Linked DNA regions of Mus musculus: region 1 is linked to region 2. Evidence: chromatin loops called from intact Hi-C (ENCODE). Cell type or tissue: left cerebral cortex. All regions are shown on one strand. Each heading gives the region's core, and the rest is flanking DNA. Links, peaks and the distances in the headings are about the cores only.

Region 1 (8,785 bases), core at 1-8,000, 110 kb before region 2:
ATCACAGGGCACTGGGAGTTTAAAATGAGCATCAAAGATCGCTTATGCTAGGTGCGGCTGCTCAGGTCTGTAATCCCAGCACTCAGGGATCACTTATGCTAGGTGCAGCTGCTCAGGTCTGTAATCCCAGCACTCAGGAGACAGAGGACTGCTGCCGGTTTGAGTCAGCCTCGGCTACAATCCGAGACCCTATCTGAAAAATCAGACAGACAGACAAACTACCAACAACAAAGGATAATTTGAACACTGACTAGCAAGCCGTTTGGTCTTAGTTACATGGCCTTGGAGTCTCCTACGCTGCTGTCGTCTCTGGAAAGGAGAGGCAGGGCCTGGCTTCAGTCAGCATCTTACATACAGAAAGTCTCTAGGTGAACTCTGAAGTCCTCCAAGGTAGCTTGCTCGATGAAGCACTGGAAAAGTTCATGCTTAAAACTCGGAATTAAGTTAGGACTGGAGAGGTGGCTCAGCAGGCAAGATCACTGGCCATATTTCCAGAGGACCTGGGTTCAATTCCCAGTACCCACATAGTGGCTTACAACTGAAACCATTTGTAACTCCAGTTCCAGGGAACCTAACACTCTTCTGGACTCTGAGGGCACTGCATGAACATGGTACACAGACACACATGAAGGCAAACATAAAAACAAATTCAAACACCCATGTACCAAAAATAAAATAAATAAAATTTAAAAACAAAAACTAACCAACCAACAAACAAGAAAACACTAGTGTTTCCCTTCCTGGGTCTTGAATCTGTGGGGTACTGGATTCTACAGGCAATCCCAGGAGCAACAGACACTCGTTCCTGCAGTAGTCTAGGTAACGGAGAATGACTCTACGAATCAAGAATAAGGGGGGAGATTAAGAACAAAAGGAGATCAGAACTTAACAAGTGAATGCATAGAGAAAGGAGTTAAGGAGGAAGCAGCTAGAAGAGATCGCTTGGATGCCACGGCTGGCTGTGTCATCAATGGACTTAAAGAAGATGAGGAATGGGTTTGGAAGAAAGCATTATTTAAAGGCAGGAATACTATACAGTTGTTGAAATGACAGAACACACAAAAAAGAATAAAAGAACTTGAAAAATCTCAAAGACATATGTTTAATGAACGAGGCAATTTCAGAATAAGATGAGCAGTGTAATGAGGCTAGATCACATTTGTCAACAGTATAGTGGATTCGCCCCCTGCACCAAGTGCTTCACCTGCAATGACCCCGTGCGTGGAGCAGATAATCCTATCATTACACCGTAGAAGCTGCTCCCAGTGAATGCGCTCAGCTTGAAGGCCTTCAGAGTGAGCAGCCTCAGTGTGATAGCCTTGATCAGGCAAAGGCAGCAAGTACAGAAAACAAATCAACACTGACGTCTGGCCAGGTCCTAGTTTGAGGACACCCAGTCACACGCTGCAGACACTTGCGCAGGCAGAAGATCTGCCAAGGTATCAGCTGATCACTGCTAAAAGGAGTGGAAAGATAAGGTTTCCAAAAAAACCCAGAACATCCCGTCTCTCTGCAGGCGCTCTAACAGCTCAGTGAGCTTGGAGCTTCAGCAGGGACCTCTGCATGGCACCTCTGGCTTCTGCTTCCGTTACGTAACCCTGCGCAGGAGGCCTGTGGAAGGGAGTGTAGAGGTCATAGATGAGCCAGCATACTCTGCTTGCCTTCAAAGGAGCCTTGTTAGAACATCAAACTGAGTGTCATCAACGAAAAGAATACCTGATGTGATAGTCTTGGTTTGCATTTTGAATCACTTAAATGCCCAAAATTCCATGCTGGGCACTGTGCCAAAGGGAAACAAAAAATCGTGCTGCAAAGCTGAATCCTTTGCACCATAAAATAAGCAGCTGCACGTGTTCTCCTAAACATACTGTCTGAGACTCAGCGAATGTGCACAGGAGAAAACGATGAGACAGAGGGAACTGGGGGATTGAACCCAGGTCCTCAGGCACACCAGCCAAGGGCCTTCCTTACCACTAAACTACACTGCTAGGCCTGTAAAACGAACTCACATAGTTCCTCTTTTGAAAGAAAAAGGAAGAAAGACAAAGGGAAAGGGCAGCCCATCAATATCCACAGTCCCATCACAGGAAGTACACAGTCCTGTACCACAGACACACATACAGAGCATCTAGCAGTGCACACACAGGAGATGGCTCCAGAGACTGGAGGTATGGCTCGGTTAGACTCAGCAAACCTGTGCACCTTCCCACAGCCACCCTCCCTCCCCAAACACACCAAAAAAAGAAGGAAATGACTGTATGTCAGGACTAGATGGAACTAACCTCCACCCCCCCCCCACCAAATTCAAATCTGTTTTATTTTAAAATCATGTTATTCATTCTTGTTGGTTTGTTTTGTTTTAGAGTTTCATGTAGCTCAGGCTGACACTGAACTTGCTGTGTATGGGGGAGGCACTGAACTCCTGACTCTCCTATTTTCCCCTCCCACTGAGTTGAGCTTAAAGGTGTGCCTGGTTTATGTAGGACTGGGGAGCAAATCCAGGGCCTTGTTGATGAGAGGCGAGCACTCTACTAATTCTACTGAGTGACAGCCTCAGCCCTCAGCCCCTGCCAAGCCCTCTGCGTGTCCCAGCACATTACTGATGAGTACCACAGACTCAAGCAGACTTTTGACAAATATAGTTTCTCGATTACTCACTCAACAAGCTAGAAATAGTCTTCTGCAACCTCAAAAAGAGTGGTTTCGAAAACCCACAGTAAGAACGCTCAATGAGGCCAGCGAAATGCTTTCATCTTGCAATCAGAAGCAAAATGAGAACGTCTCCACTTGCTATGGCCAGTCAGTGTTGTGTTGGAAGTTTTAGACAGCACAGTTAGACAAGAAAAGGCAGTGAAAGGTTGGAAAGAGAGCTATAAAATTATCCCCCTTTGCAGGACACAGGGGCAGGGGATGCAGCTTGGTGGTAAAGTACTTGCCTAACATGTACCAGACTCTGGGTTCAATCCCCAGGGCAAAAATCAAACAAAAATCAGATATGATCTTGTATAGAAAACCTCAAGGAAGCCACAAAAAAAAATTTTTAAATAAACAACTTACACAAGTTTGCAAGATACAAGACCAAACACATACACAAATCACTTGTATTTTTAGACAAGTGATACAACCTCAAAAGAAAAATTAAGAACCTTTTCCATTTGTAAGGGCACAGAAATGAAACACGGCTGTATTAAATATGCACAAGATGTTAAATATGCACTAAAGAAATGGAAGACCTTCCTTGTTCGTGCACCAGAAGCCAGTATCTTAAGATGGTGCTATTCGCAGGGGTGGTGGCCCATGCCTTTAGTTCTAGCAGACATAAGCCCAGCTCTGTATGTTTAGAGCCCACTGAACTACATAGTGAGTTCCTGGCCAGCCAGAGCTACATAGTGAGACCCTGTCCTAAAAATAAACTAAAATAAAACATAACAAAATAAAAAATAAAATATGATGTTACTAATGCCCAAACTATCCCTACAAAACAAAACAAATAGTGCAAGTCAGATGTGATGGAGATCCTGGAATGAAGACAAGAATATTGACACAAAGACATAGAAGTGAAAGAGAAAGGTAAGTCCCAAAGTAGAATCACACTGATGGGCAATTGATGGAGAAATTCAGAAAACAGACAGGAAGGTCCTTTTCAACATAAAAATAAGAATATGCAATACGATTCCATAAAGATAGGCATTGTTAAGTCATCCATGGAATGCAATTCTCTCAAGTCCCCAAAACAAGCTTTGCAAATCCCTGCCCCAAGAATCTAGCCACATACTTTTTTGATTCCGTTTATATACAATGCAAATTAAACAACCCTAGAGACAGACAGCACTCTGGTCATAGCCCAGGACTGGGGTAGGGGCAAGTGGTGGGCGGAGCGAAGCTCTCTGGTTCTGGACTGTGTTCCTCAATAAATAGTTTTCCTTGGCGTGATGAGAACAGTCCAGGGTTATCACAAGTGCACAATTAGGCTAACGTACAAAACAGACTGTAGTTTACACTTTTGATTTTTATGGAAACATCAAGTTACTAATACTGCTGTTTAAAATTATAATAGACCCCTGGTAGCCCACGCCTTTAATGCCAGCATAGGAAGGAGGATCTATTTGTAAGTTCGAGGCCAGCCTGATCGACATAGTGAATTCCAGGACAACCATAGCTATGTAGAGAGACTATATATATATGCAAACCAAAACCATAAAAGCCTTAACAAAACCAAAATAAATAATTGACTGGAACTAATCCTGATCTCTACTAATTCCAGAGCGAGGTAAAAAGAGCGCAGTGGGCGGAGCTTGGAGCGGAGGGGCGGGGCGGGGCAGGTGCCAGGGAAACCGGCGGAATAAACCATCCGCTCCTCCCCCTCCCTCCTCGCTTCCCCGCTCCCTTCCCACCGCCCTCCAGAACGGCAGAAAAACCGGCAGAGGTTCTCAGAGCCCCGTGTCACTCACCGGCTGACCGCAAGAGCCCGGAACCGGAAGCGCTGGCTCCATCTTTGTTATGGGAAAAGCAGAGTTTAAAAGGAAGTTGTTGAACCCGTCTTTGCTGAGGCGAGAAAAGGTCAAGGCAAGTCAGCTGCGGCCATCTTAACTGAGGGCATTTGCCTGAACTCCTGCAGCAGGACGGTCATCTGGGATATTTAGTTGCTCTAAGTGTCCTTGTCCGACTCCAAAGAAACTGGGAAACTGTTAACATGCAAAGTCTCTTAAAAAGGACATAAGACGAAAACTGGCCTTGGAAGTACAGTCTGAACCCGAGGCCTTGGGAGGACGTTGTGAGGCAAGACGATCAGGAGCTTTAGGCTAGCAAAATTCTCTCAGACAGCATTAAGAATAATTTAATATTGTTACATGGATTCTATTCGGGCTAAAATTTCAGGACCACACAAAAGAACAAAAGGGTTGACTGTTGAAAGACAAAATTCGAGGGGCTGGGGATATGGCGTAGCATGTGAATCGGTGTCTGGAATTTGGTCCCAAATTCCACCCCTCTCAAGAAAGCACACAACCAGAACAAACTCAGCCTAGAGCTAGTGGAGAGTTCTAGAGCAGCATGGATCTGCTTATGGGGAGACGTCCCATATTTTCTTATGGGAGAAATGGAAAGAGAATGAAAAGCCCAAGTTCTAGGGTACTATCCTTATAGGTTTAAACAAAGGAGATTGTGTTGAGCAGAACTATGGAGAAAGCAAGCTTGTTTCAAGTTCATTTAAGTGGCACTTAGCACAAAAGATTCCATTCCAGTTTGGTTCTGTCCACTGGGCCTACTACTGTAAAAAGCTAGTCTAAAACAATTCTGTTTAATTGGACGGTTTTCTCCCCCACCATAGTCTTGAGGGGTCCAGTATATTTACAGCCCCTCCAGATCCCTACCTTTGGGTGAGACCCCACACATTAGGAGTCCTGCAAGTTAGAGGAATGTTTTCAAATTACTGCTTTAGGGGCTAGAGAGATGGTTTAGCAGTAAGGAACATGGGCTGCTCTTCCAGAGGACCTGGGTTCAGTTTCCAGTGTTTACATGACAGCTGACATCCTTTTCTAAACCCAGTTCCAGAGAACCCATTGTCCTTTTCTAACCTCCAAAGGCACCAGGCATACACACAGAAAATATTTTAAAATATTTAAGCGTTGTGCTTGAGCCAGTTGTGGTGATAAATGTCTTTAGAATCCACTGCTCAAGTGGCTGAAATAGGCTGTTCTCTGTGAACTCAAGGCCATCCTAGTCTAGTTATCTATTCCAGGCCAGCCATAGATAGATAGTAAAACGCTGTCTCAAATAAATAAATAAATAAATAAATAAATAAATAAATAAATAAATAAATAAATAGTTATCTATTCCAGGCCAGCCATAGATAGATAGTAAAACGCTGTCTCAAATAAATAAATAAATAAATAAATAAATAAATAAAATAAAAGCAAATAGTGCTTGAGGTTTGGCCATTCAATACTATATACTGTGAAAGTGTGTGCACATGTCTTAGTTAGGGTTTCCATTGCTGTGAAGAGACAAGTCAACTCTCATATGTGACAACATTTAATTGGGGCTGGCTTACAATGTCAGAGGTTCAGTCATGGTCATGTGCAAGCAGTCTTGGTGCTAGAGAAGGAGCTGAGAGTTCTACATCTTGATCTAAAGGCTGCCAGAAGACTAGCTTCCAGGCAGCTAGGAGGAGGGTCTAAAAGCCCACCCCAACAGTGACACACCCTCTCCATCAAGGCCACACCTAACAGTGCCATTCCCTGGGCTAAGCAAGTTCAAATTACCATGTCAGACAAAGACCTCATCTCTCCCCAGCTCCACCTCCTCCACACTGGTTTCATTGCTTGTTCTTTCTTGCCCTGAGTTTTCCTTCCTCACAGCTTCATTCCTTAGGAACAGTTTTTTCTACTTTCTGGTCCTTATAATATTCAGATATCAGCTTTAGAGAGTTCTCCCTGCCAGAACCTCCCCTGACTTGTCAAATAGGCGTTGACTGTTCCTTCCAAGAGACCTCGCTTTCCACTTATCTCTTTAAATCCTTTTGCTCTTCCTTCTTTTCCCACTATGCAGTAGCTCTCTGAAGGGCAAGGACAAGTATGTTTTGCATACTTCCATCCAGATCCCAGTTCAGTGAGCCAGGTTGGTGTGCTGCTGTGGTCAGGAATGGGTGAGGCCCTCCCCCTCTCGCCCCCTCCCTGCTCTCAGTATCTCTCGTTCCCCACCCACACCTGACTCAACAATGACACCCAAACTTGGCTTTACCACCTGTTATCAGTGAAGCAGAGACTTTGCCATTTGCCTGTTATCTCATTCATTTGGTAAACAGTGTGTGGGTCTGCTTTACCGCTCCTGTGTTTTGGTGTCAGTTTTTTCCATGATGAAGGTTGTTTTTCCTATGGAGCTTCCTGGAGCAAACGTCTGAGACCGTAATAACTTTGTCTGGCCTGTAGCCTGCTCCTAACCATCCTCTTTCATCATGTTCTGGGCTGAAGCAGCCATCGAAGCAGAAGCTGTTTGTTTGTTTATTTGTTTGTTTGTTTGAGGCAGGGTTTCTCTGTGTAGCCTTGGCTGTCCTGGAACTCACTCTGTAGACCAGGCTAGCCTCGAACTTAGAAATCCACCTGCCTCTGCCTCTCAAGTACTGAGATTAAAGGCATTCGTCTGGCTTTTTTTTTTTTTTTTTTGATTTATTTATTTCATGTATACTGTCACTGTTTTCAGACACACCAGAAGGTGGCATCAGATGCCCACTACCTACAGGTGGTTGTGAGTCACCATGTGGTTGCTAGGAATTGAACTCAGGACCTCTGGAAGAGCAGTCAGTGCTCTTAACTGCTGAGCCAGCAGAATCTTTTTTTTTTTTTAAGATTTATTTATTATATGTAAATACACTGTAGCTGTCTTCAGACACACCAGAAGAGGGCATCTGGATCCCATTACAGATGTTTGTGAGCCACCATGTGGTTGCTGGGATTTGAACTCAGGACCTCTGGAAGAGCAGTCAGTGCACTTAACCGCTGAGCCATCTCTCCAGCCCCCAAAGCAGAATCTTAAGTTGGGTACAGTGCATGGCCCAACACTCAAAAGGCTAAAGTGGGAGAGTGGCTTGAGTCTGGCCTGGAGCGTCTCATCTCCAAACAGAAAAGGGAAAACAAGTTTTAATCAGCAAAACACAGCACGTTAATTAAGTGTGGTGGTGTGTGCCTATAACCCCACATTTAGAAGACTGAAGCAGGAGCATTGTGAGTTGCAGGACAGCCTGGGCCACATCATGAGAGTTGTGTAGTTGTAAGACAAGACACCATGTGGGTGCTGGGAATCAAATTTAGGTCCTCAGCAAGAGCAGCCAGTGCTCTAAACAACTCAACCGCCTCTCTAGCCCTGATTCTCTGTTCTTTTACCATTGATTATATAAAGACTACGTAAGCTGATTTATATCACAATTTTGTATTTGTATGATTTACAATTTTCTTTTTCTTTTTTTAAAAAGATTTTATTTATTTTATATATATATGATGAGTACACTGTAGACACACCAGAAGAGGACGTCAGATCCCATTACAGATGGTTGTGAGCCACCATGTGGTTGCTGGGAATTGAACTCAGGACCTCTGGCAGAGCAGTCAGTGCTCTTAACCAACCACCTCTCCAGCCCTTACAATTTTATTTTTAGCCATTTTTAATTTATTATGTGTATGTGAGTAAGGGTTTGAGTGTAGTGCCCGAGGAGGTCAGAAGCCAGCCTCAGGTGCTCTGGAAGTGGAGTGACAGGTGGTTCTGAGCTGCCTGATGCAGGAGCTGGGAAGTGGACTGAGGTCCTCCAACAAAGCAATACATGGTCTCGACCACTGAATCATCTCTCCAGCTTCTATATTTGTAGTTTATGAATACATTTCTGCTGTCAGGTAAGCCATCGACTTCAGCCAAATGTCTTTCAGCAGGGGGGAGAAGAATCATTTAGTTGAAAGACTAAAATAACTATTTTCAAAACAGGTTGAAGTCCTTTGAAATCATTTTATCTCTGTGTCATGTTGAACTTGAACCTACCCACTACTGTCAGTTGGGAAATTATCCTGATGAAAGGGGAAAGAAAACATCACAAAAGTCCAAGGGTTAAGTAATAATGAATCTGAAAACACATTATTGCTGTTTCAACGATACTGTAAAGGTACAATTAGATAATTAGTTGGCACTTAAACTTCTATCGAAGAGACCATGACGTTCCCAACTAGACACGCAGATCTACAAATGCAGTTCGAGTTTTATTTCCCAGTGACTTCTCGGTACCTAGCATCTAAGTCACCCA
Region 2 (8,924 bases), core at 579-8,578:
ATGTTTTATAGGTAAAATAATAAAGGAGGGGTGTGAATCTGCAAGTCAGGAGTAGACAGAGTGCAGAAACAAGGCCTCTAATCTTCTCATCAAAAGCATGCACATAATTAATGCACCATGTCTGCCAAGAAGTCCTGCCTCCCCGAGTCCAGTCCCAGCTTGCTTTGGCTGGCCGCCAGGCTGCAGTTGGCAACTGGGTATTTAAACCCAGTGCATGGTAACAGCACTCTTAAGAGTTCTTTTGTTCACAGGCAGGATATATCCTGAAAACAGTAGCTCATTTTGTGGGAAGTTATCAGTATTTTCCATTAAAAAAAAAGATAGCTAGTCAACCGTTGAATCATTTAAGAACTGTTTCCCCCAAAAGATCTGGGAGTTGAAGCCAGGGTCTTGTGCATGTGAAGCAAACACTGTTGCTGAACTGTTAACACTTTTTTTTTTCTGAGACAAGATCTCCTATAACACCTTTGTAGCCAGTAATGGCCTTGAATTTCTGATCTTTGGCCATGACCTGGGCTTACAGGAGTGTCCCACCAATCTAATCATATTGGGACTGGGGCTGGTAGGTCCATGGACTTGCACAAGCCTGGCAACCTTGATGAGATATTGATGTTTTATCTTTGTTTTGTTAAAACCAGATGGGTAGTCAGCATCTGTATTCCTAGTACTCCTTAGGAGAGGCAGGAGGCAAAAGGAAAATAGCAGAGAAGTTTATGGTCAGCTAGCCTGGAGTACACAGTTTAGTAGCAGAGAGACATAACACATGTGCTATGATACGCTCTCCCCCTCCCCCCCACATATCACACACAGCACACATATATACATGCAAAGAAAAATATTCTCAGATTGGCAATTATAAAATTAAAATATCAATAAACTCTGAGAAATGTTAAGGTACTCTATATCCCATGGTTTCAGAATCAGCCAAGCCTCCCTTTAGCTATTTATTTGTGGTACTGGGAGTTGAACCTAAAGCTTTTGCATGTGTCAGGAAAGCACTCCACCACTAAGCTGGGTCTCCTGAAGTCTTTAGAGACAAGGACTTGCTCAAGCTGGTCCTGAACTTATTTTACAGCCCTGGCAGGCCTTAAACCAGTCATCCTCCTGCCTCAACCTCCCAAGTAGCTAGGATTGTGCTATCAGGCCTGGCCAAGATTGAATTCTTTGAGTTTGTTTTTTTTAAATATAGTCCTGACTATCCTGGAATTTTCTATGTAGGCCAGGCTGGCTTCAAATGTACAAAGATCCTCCTGCCTCTGGGATGCTGGGATTAAAAGCATTAAAGTATACTCAGCTCGAGATTAAATCTGTGTAAAAATAAATTTTCATTTGTCTTGAATAAATAGTAAAACTATATGAATACCAAAGGGTTACTTTGATAAATATTTGATTTGTATATCTATCTTATTTTATTTAGGAGGGAGGGACTTATTGTGGCTCACAGTTTAAGGGGATACAGACCTTCCTAGAGGAAAGTCATGGGCGGGTGGCTCTGTGGTTAGTGGGAGTATGCGGCAGGACGCCTCACCTCCCTACACGTTGGCAGAACGTGCTCACGTTTTTTTTTCTAGAGCGATATACTCAAGGCCTTGTAAAGCTTTCAAGTAGAGAGAGGTCATAAGTGGAAGTTCAGGAGGCTGTGACCTACATGGTGCACGACAGAGTCCAGGCTATGATTTAGGACTCTTTGGGCTACCACAAGGTATACAAACCACACAACTGATATCACCGAGAATGGTAAAGATGCTGATGGTGAAGCTAGAGTAGAATGTGGGACACAAGACACGTATCGGCCTTTCATCTAAGCCATAGTACTTCTAAGGAAAAAATGTGCAGGAAACAAAGCTGATAATAGCTACAACTACCAAGGGAGAAAAAAAAAAAAAGCTACACGCCCTCCTCCAAAGAAACATTATTTGTAACAAAAGTTCAGACTTGTAATATTAAATCCAGCAACATCGTGGCCACAAAGCAATATGCAATGGTGGGAGCGATAACCAGTGGGCTGTTTCCTAAAAAGCACCATCTGCTAAGTAATTGTGTTAAAATGCATATGAGAAATTGAATCAAATAAAACTAATTTCAGTAAACCGGAACTGGAGCAGTTTTAGCATCAAACAGCCTAACTTTACCTCTTGGAAATTTAAAATTCAGAAAGTAAGTGGGCTCCCTGGAATTCTCTGTCAAAGTCCATTAGTAGTAACGAGTCATTTGCTGAAGATTTATATTCATAATGTCACAGGCAGTAACGGGCAGAACACACATCTAGGCTGAGCTCTTAGACTGGGAACCTTTCCCATGAACACATTTAAAAACTTAGAAAATGAGATCGTGTGCTTATCCCAGACAACCAAGAATACGTCTCAGAATCCAGTGAGATGGCACATGCTAAGGGTTTCTGTGAAGTTTAAAATACTCAGTGCCCTTCTGGTAATAATAAAGTTAGTTCTCAGATTAACCTCATTAACGATATGTTCGAGGAACCATAACATCCCATAACATCCCATGTACAGAGCAGGAGCCAGAGGAGGGGACACACGGCTTGCCCAGCCCTCCTTTAGGAGCTGTGGTGGCAGAACCAGTCCCACGACTGATAGAGGGGTTGCTCTCAGAGTTTCTAGGCATGCACAGTAAACACTTCCCTTTTCGACTTTCATGGATTCAGGTTTCTTTGTAAATCATCTCTTGTTACTAGCTAGTTATCTTGTAGAAACCTCTGTTTCTGGCCATAGGCCATCCTTCAAGTGTGGATTCAAGTTATCTCCCAGAATCTGTAGGGGGTTGGTTACAGAGCTCAACTAGGATTCCAAAATGTTCAGGTTTCTTATATGATTAATATACTATCTTCATATAAGCAATGCATACCCCTTACTTTAGGGGTTATTTTAAGTTTATTTTGTATGTATGTGTGGTATGTATGTATGTGTATGTATGTATGCACCACATATGGGACTGGTGCCCTTCGGGGACAGAACAGGACATTGAAGTCCCTACACTGAAATTATGGAAAGTTGTGAGCTGCCATGTGGGTGCTGGGAACCAATTCCAGGTCTTCTGCAAGAATAAGCACTCTTAACTACTGAGCTATCTTTCCCACCCAGCATATGCCTTTATTTTTAAATCCCTCTCCCCCTCGTTTATATGTTAATACGAATACATTTTTCCCCCCATTTCTCGCCTGTGATTGCTTGAATCTGCCAATGTGGAACTCAAGGATACGTTGGGTCAACCATACTTTTATTGTTGTTTTGAGACAATGTCTTGTAATGTAAGCTGTTGCTGGTCTAGTACCCATTACGCAGGCAGGCAAGCCTCCAACTCATATCAACCTTGATTTAACCTCTGAGATTCTAGGATTACAGATCTGTATCAGGTGCAGATCTTTTGATATTTTAAGAGGATTTAGGGAGGGGCATGAGTTAGATCTACCATCCCGAACCATAAATATTGCACAAATGGTAGTTTGACTAAATGATGAGATATACTAAAAACATTCAAAGGAAGTAGACTCTTGAAAAACACCACTTAAGTATGACTAACAGCAGAGAAATGAAGTCACAGCGAGCAATTAGCAGATGTAGAGCAGTGGACCTTCAATACGAAAAGGTGATTCTGCTTGATGCTCACTATCTCAATTGAAGTGAAACCCGATTACATAATGTTGTGTTAGAAGTTACCTAGTGGTTGATCTTGGGCTGATTTAGGGTTGGAGGCACACACAGAGATAGAAGAGGAGGAAGAGGAAGAGGAGAGAGGGGAGGAGGAGGAAGAAGAGGAAGGGTAGTTTTAGAAAGCAAAGAACAACTCTAGTTTGGTTTTATTTATTTATTGACTTATTTTATTTATTTGGGGTTTGTGACAGCAGGCTTCTAGAAGTCAACAGGAGTCTGGTCTCTCTCACCATGTAGATTCCAGTGGGTGAACTCAGATCTTCAAATGTGGTCAATGCCTTTATCCACTGAGCTGTTCTGAGCTCCTTGTTTTAGCTTTAAGGATTTAGTCTGTGATTGTTTCCTAAGGAATGCAGTTTCCAGAAAACATCAGGCTCCCTCAGCTCTCTTTTTTGAGACAGGATCTCACTTTATAGCCTTGGCTGGCCTCGAACTCGAGTCTACTTGCCTGGCTCAACCTCCCCAACACTGGGATTACAGGCGCACCACCTTGACCTTCAGTACCTCAGCTGACCCCAGCCAGATGGGCTAAGGCTGTCGGGCCACCTCAGGTCTCTGGGCAGCCCTTCCAGGAACACGCAGCCCGCCCCCCGGCGCGCGGCCGCCGATTGGCCAGGACCGGACCGGGCGTGACGTCAGGCCCCGCCCCGCCGCCCTTCGACCCCGCCCCGCGGGGTGGGCTGGCAGTTTAGTCTAGGGCAGCTGAAACCGGTTTGAGAGGCGGCTGTAACTGGGCTCCTTGCTTCCTCGGGCCACCTAAGGGAGCGCTGGCGAGGCGCTGACGCTCGGCTCCGTCGGCCGCGGCCCAGGCTCTCGGCGCGGCCCGGAGCGGCAGGTGAGGGGGGCCGGCGGTGCGGGCGGGCGCTCACGCGGAGGGGCGGGCGGGCGGGCGGCCTGGTGTTCCGGAGCCGCGGTGCGGCTGGAACCCCGGCTGCCACGCGCGGCTGCGGTCCCACTGAGCGGCGTGACCCAGGACAGCCACGGAAATCCCGGGCGGAGAATAGGGGAACAAAGAAAACGGCGGAGCTGGAGCCCAAGCCCTCGGTGCCTCCCTTCCTCCGCGCCCCCTCAGTCACCTCGCGCCCGCACTGGTGACTCGCGCGGTTTTGACAGCTGCTTCTTTCCCCAAAGTGCCTAGAAATTAGTGCCCGCGAAAGAAACTCCGGGTGACAGTACAGCCGGGCGGGGGGAACCCAGGGCTTTGTGTAGCTCCTCGTCCGTGCCCTCGGTGACGTTTTAGGGCTGCGGTCCCCTTGGCGTCGCCGGCTTGGAGGCAGTGGCTGCCCCGTGCTGCTTCATCTGCCGGGTCCGGCCAGAAGCCCGAGGGCTTGGAAGCCTGGAGTTTGCCGGTTTCTAGCGATTCTCTGACTCTGCAAGCAGCAAGCATGGTCGGGTCTAGAGTCCCCTCTTATACTCCTGTCCCCTGCCACTCTGGGTCTCCTGCCCACTTAACTCTGCCCTTCAAGCTGCTGCCTGCTACATTTCTAACACAATAAGGAAAAGAATAAATACAAGCTGTCAGCCTCCCCTCTCTCCCAAATTGCTCAGTGTTCTAGAAACACACAGCACAAAATAAAACTGGTAAACCCCATGCAGTGGCTTACATACTAGGGGAAATCAGTGTTCTAAACAAAATTTAAATCTGTAAAGAGAGATACAGGAAATTTGCACCCGGAGAACTGGTAAACACAAGAAAACTGAATAATATTTGGTGTGTATAAAAAGTTGGTGGGTGAGTCAACTATTTGTATATAATAAAAACGTGTAATAAATGCATATGAAAATGATATCAACACGAAATGAAAAGCATTTGTAAAAAATCCCACTGCATGTCTAAAGATGATGAGATGTTAATTTGGCTTAAGGACTGTCCAAAGGCTAATGCCTTTGCTTAATGAAAAACCCATTCTTGTCTGCATATGTTTGATTAAAATATTAGCTGAAAGTATATGGAGGTCTGAGAAATGGGGCCATAGTGATCCCCCCACTAACACGGGCAGACATCAGTGTGGTCACTTAACCTGCTTCTTAATTATAGGATATTCTGAGAATCTGCTAGAATCGAGGAGAATTAGAAACAGCTTTTTTTTTCTTTGAAAAGTTTTAAAGGAAAACACAGATGTTCTTTTTTGGCCAGAAATATGTGCTTTAGCTAAAAATACCCACTTTCAGTTCAGCTGTAAGCTAAATGTTTCTGTCCCTTTGGGGTTAGCTTAAATTTCCAGTATGTTTCTCAAGCTGATAAACCAGCTAGGTCTGAAACTAGCTAGGTCCACAGTTGAAAACATTCAGCAAAAAAGAATAAACTTTTTTGTCAGGAGGAACTGTGAAAAGTTTTGATGTCAGTAAGTTATGGTGGGTGACATTTAAAAACTCCTTGAGTCTTTTAACAAACTTCAAATGGGCCAGACACAGGCTGCAATGCACACTTTTTTTTTAAACAAAAAAACAAAAAACAAAAAAAACCAAAAAAACAGCCAGGGCGTTGAAGTGAGATCCAGCCTCAAAAATAAGTAAGCAAATTAAATTAACAGCTCAAATTTACCTAAACGTGCTGTGTAGTATATATCTTTAGGTAGTACAAATTGGGAATTGCATTGGGAAAGGAATTACCAAAGCCAAAACAACAAACTCCGTAGTGAGGCGGTAGGTGAGCTGGTTATCTGTCTCAGCCGGGTGTGCAGTTACTAGCAGTTTTTACTCTTACCTTTTATGTGTATCTGAAAGACCTCCTTCATCCAAGTTGGGATATTTTTGTTTGTTTAGCAGAAGAATAAAGGTAGATGTAAACTTTGAGATCCTCAGTAGAACAGGTACTTTCTAAAACACTGTTACTGCTGTTTTGGAGGCGGTTGGGTGCTGAAGCTGTCCTGCACCAAAATTTTGGCCTCTGTCCATGGTCAAGTGAGCTGCCAGCACAGCGCCTTCCCAGGTTTGCTTGGTATGGTGCTACAGTTTTTGAGGGGTGAGAATTGAACTAGATTGCTGACTTTTGACAATTCAAGTGGACGATGGCACTTGTCTCCTGGACTGTTCTGTGTTTCCATGTGTTTGTCTCTGTGTAGTGCACCAGCTGCAGCTGTTACTGCTGAGTTGTCAGCGCGATCTCGCAACTGTAGAGATAGAAAACTTGGCTGTTTTCTCTTTTATTAAATATCCAGACTGTTCCTGGTTGTCTAATGAAGTAGATGTTTAGAGCTAAATTTGTACTCACTGTTAGTGTGAGTACATGGAAATAATTACATGTGACATCACTTACATTTGATTGAATTGGTTATAGCCAACGAGTAGTTAGCTGAATACCAATTCTGAAGTCTTGTAGATGAGCTTGACCTTAGTTTAGAATTGTAAACACTGGGTGAAAGTTCAGATTACAGTGTAAGATTTATAGGCTGGTTAGACTCACCAGAAAAGGAAGCTTGCTGAGAGGCCTGAGGGCCTCACTGCTGAGAGCCTGTGTGATCCCCAGGACCGTTCATGGGAGGAGAGAACCAACTCCTGCAAGTTGCCTCTGACCGTCATGTGTGTACCTTGGTCCTCCCTCCCTTTCCCCTTTTCTCTCTTAAAACACAAAGAGAAATTGAAGTTGGTTATTCAGTCAGTTGCTGAGTTATGGGTTTAGTCTGTCTCTTAAAATTATTTCAGTGTGCTGGATAGTAGTGGTGGGCACCTCTAATCTCAGAGGCTAACGCAAGCAGATCTCTGAGTTTGAGACTAGCTTGGTCTATAGATTCAGCCAGGGCTACAAAGAGAAACCCTGTCTCAAGAAACAAAACAACATTTAAATTCATTCAGTAACTTTAAAGCTTTTTTGGTTAGATTTGGGTCTGTTAAATGGAAGGTTGCAGTATCTCAATGAACCATTTTACTCATTAGAAAGTGCTTGTATGCTCAGGGTTTTGTCAGCTATTCTAAAAGAACTATTGAATATTCAGATAATCTACAACTTTTTTTTTTTTTCAAGACAGGGTTTCTCTGTATAGCCCTGGCTGTCCTGGAACTCACTTTGTAGACCAGGCTGGCCTCGAGCTCAGAAATCCACCTGCCTCTGCCTCCCGAGTGCTGGGATTAAAGACATGCGCCACCACGCCCGGCTTAATCTACAACTTTTATATAAGATTTTTTTTTAACAATTCTAGAACAACCACAGGATGTATACACATGAATAGATCTTGCTTACTCTTAGACACAAAATCAAATAAGGTATCTTATAAATAAATTATTTTGCTCATGAACACGTTTTTTTTTTCTTGTACAGTCTTGGAGTTTTTAACCAAAAACGGTAGAGTTGCCATATACGATACTGTTTGTCCAAATGAAACATTATATGACATTATTAATTTTGTTTTACATATATGTAAATATGATACTGTACATTTATAAAACAACATTCAGCATTTTACACATTTATAAAATAACATTTCACTATTACATCTTCTAATTGATGTACATGTGACAGTGGCTCCATAGTTAGTAGGTATTAAGCATTACTTACCAGCCTTCTCTAGGTGTTATAGATCAGGTTTTTGAACCTCAGACCAATTATTTATGGGGGACTCCTCAGTCACCATATGATGTTAGCAATACCATTGGCCTCTGCCCACTAGATTCTATCATCCGTATTCATAAATAAAATGAAATGTAGCTGGTAAATTAAGGGGGCATGATGCTGAATAAAAGTGTGATTGGTATTCTTTTAGAGCCCGGACATTCCTGCACAAAGGGTTTTTTTTTTTTTTTTTTTTTTTTTTTTTTTGGATAATTATTTGAGTAGTTATATAAAAATGTATCACAGTATAAAGAATGTGTTCTTAGTTTAGACTTAGTAACTATCTTGAAATATATGTGTCTGTGCCTATATATGTATTTTAAAAGTAATTTCCTGTCATCTCTTAGTTATTTAAGGTAGGTTGTGGTAAATATATTTGGCTAAGTCTGAAGGTAGGGAAGAAAAATTAGAAAATATGACTAAAAAGGCAAAGGATTTCAGTGTTAAGAAGTGTGGATTTCTGAAAATCTGCAAAGTGAAGACGAATGTTTTCCTTCATGTGTCAGAAGAGAGTAGAAGCCAGAGCAGCTGTGTGATTTTTGAATGATATTGATAACTAGAAAGAATGCTGTGGCCATAAGAACATCAGGTCAAGTTTTTTGTAATAGTTTGTAGTTGAGACTAAATTTAAAGAATTTTAATATGCTGGTCCTATAAAACTGAGAAGACTAAATTTTGAGAGGATTTGTGTGGGTAGCCAGTTA

The links. Peaks named below come from ENCODE experiments on the same cell type or tissue, not always from the same donor. Only the 100,000 strongest peaks of a DNase experiment are listed, where the experiment ranks them.
Region 1: it touches region 2 in a loop (5-fold over the local background); 19 of 42 quality-filtered maps call a loop at or near these places.

The regions. Positions count from the first base shown.
Region 1 is chr2:132,682,648-132,691,432 of GRCm38, reverse strand. Shld1 (shieldin complex subunit 1) reads right to left here and starts at 4,502. Exons shown (of 3, transcript NM_001358260.1): 1 at 4,452-4,502. In left cerebral cortex, for the core only: CTCF peaks have their summits at 4,457 and 7,241 (motif pointing right); DNase peaks (open chromatin) are centred at 2,224, 2,627, 3,811, 4,506 and 2 more places; H3K4me3 peaks cover 1,248 bases; H3K27ac peaks cover 4,901 bases.
Region 2 is chr2:132,573,650-132,582,573 of GRCm38, reverse strand. It overlaps Gpcpd1 (glycerophosphocholine phosphodiesterase 1), which reads left to right and starts at 4,326. Exons shown (of 20, transcript NM_028802.3): 1 at 4,326-4,506. In left cerebral cortex, for the core only: CTCF peaks have their summits at 4,429 and 6,590; DNase peaks (open chromatin) are centred at 4,321, 4,809, 5,700, 6,567 and 1 more place; H3K4me3 peaks cover 4,603 bases; H3K27ac peaks cover 4,144 bases.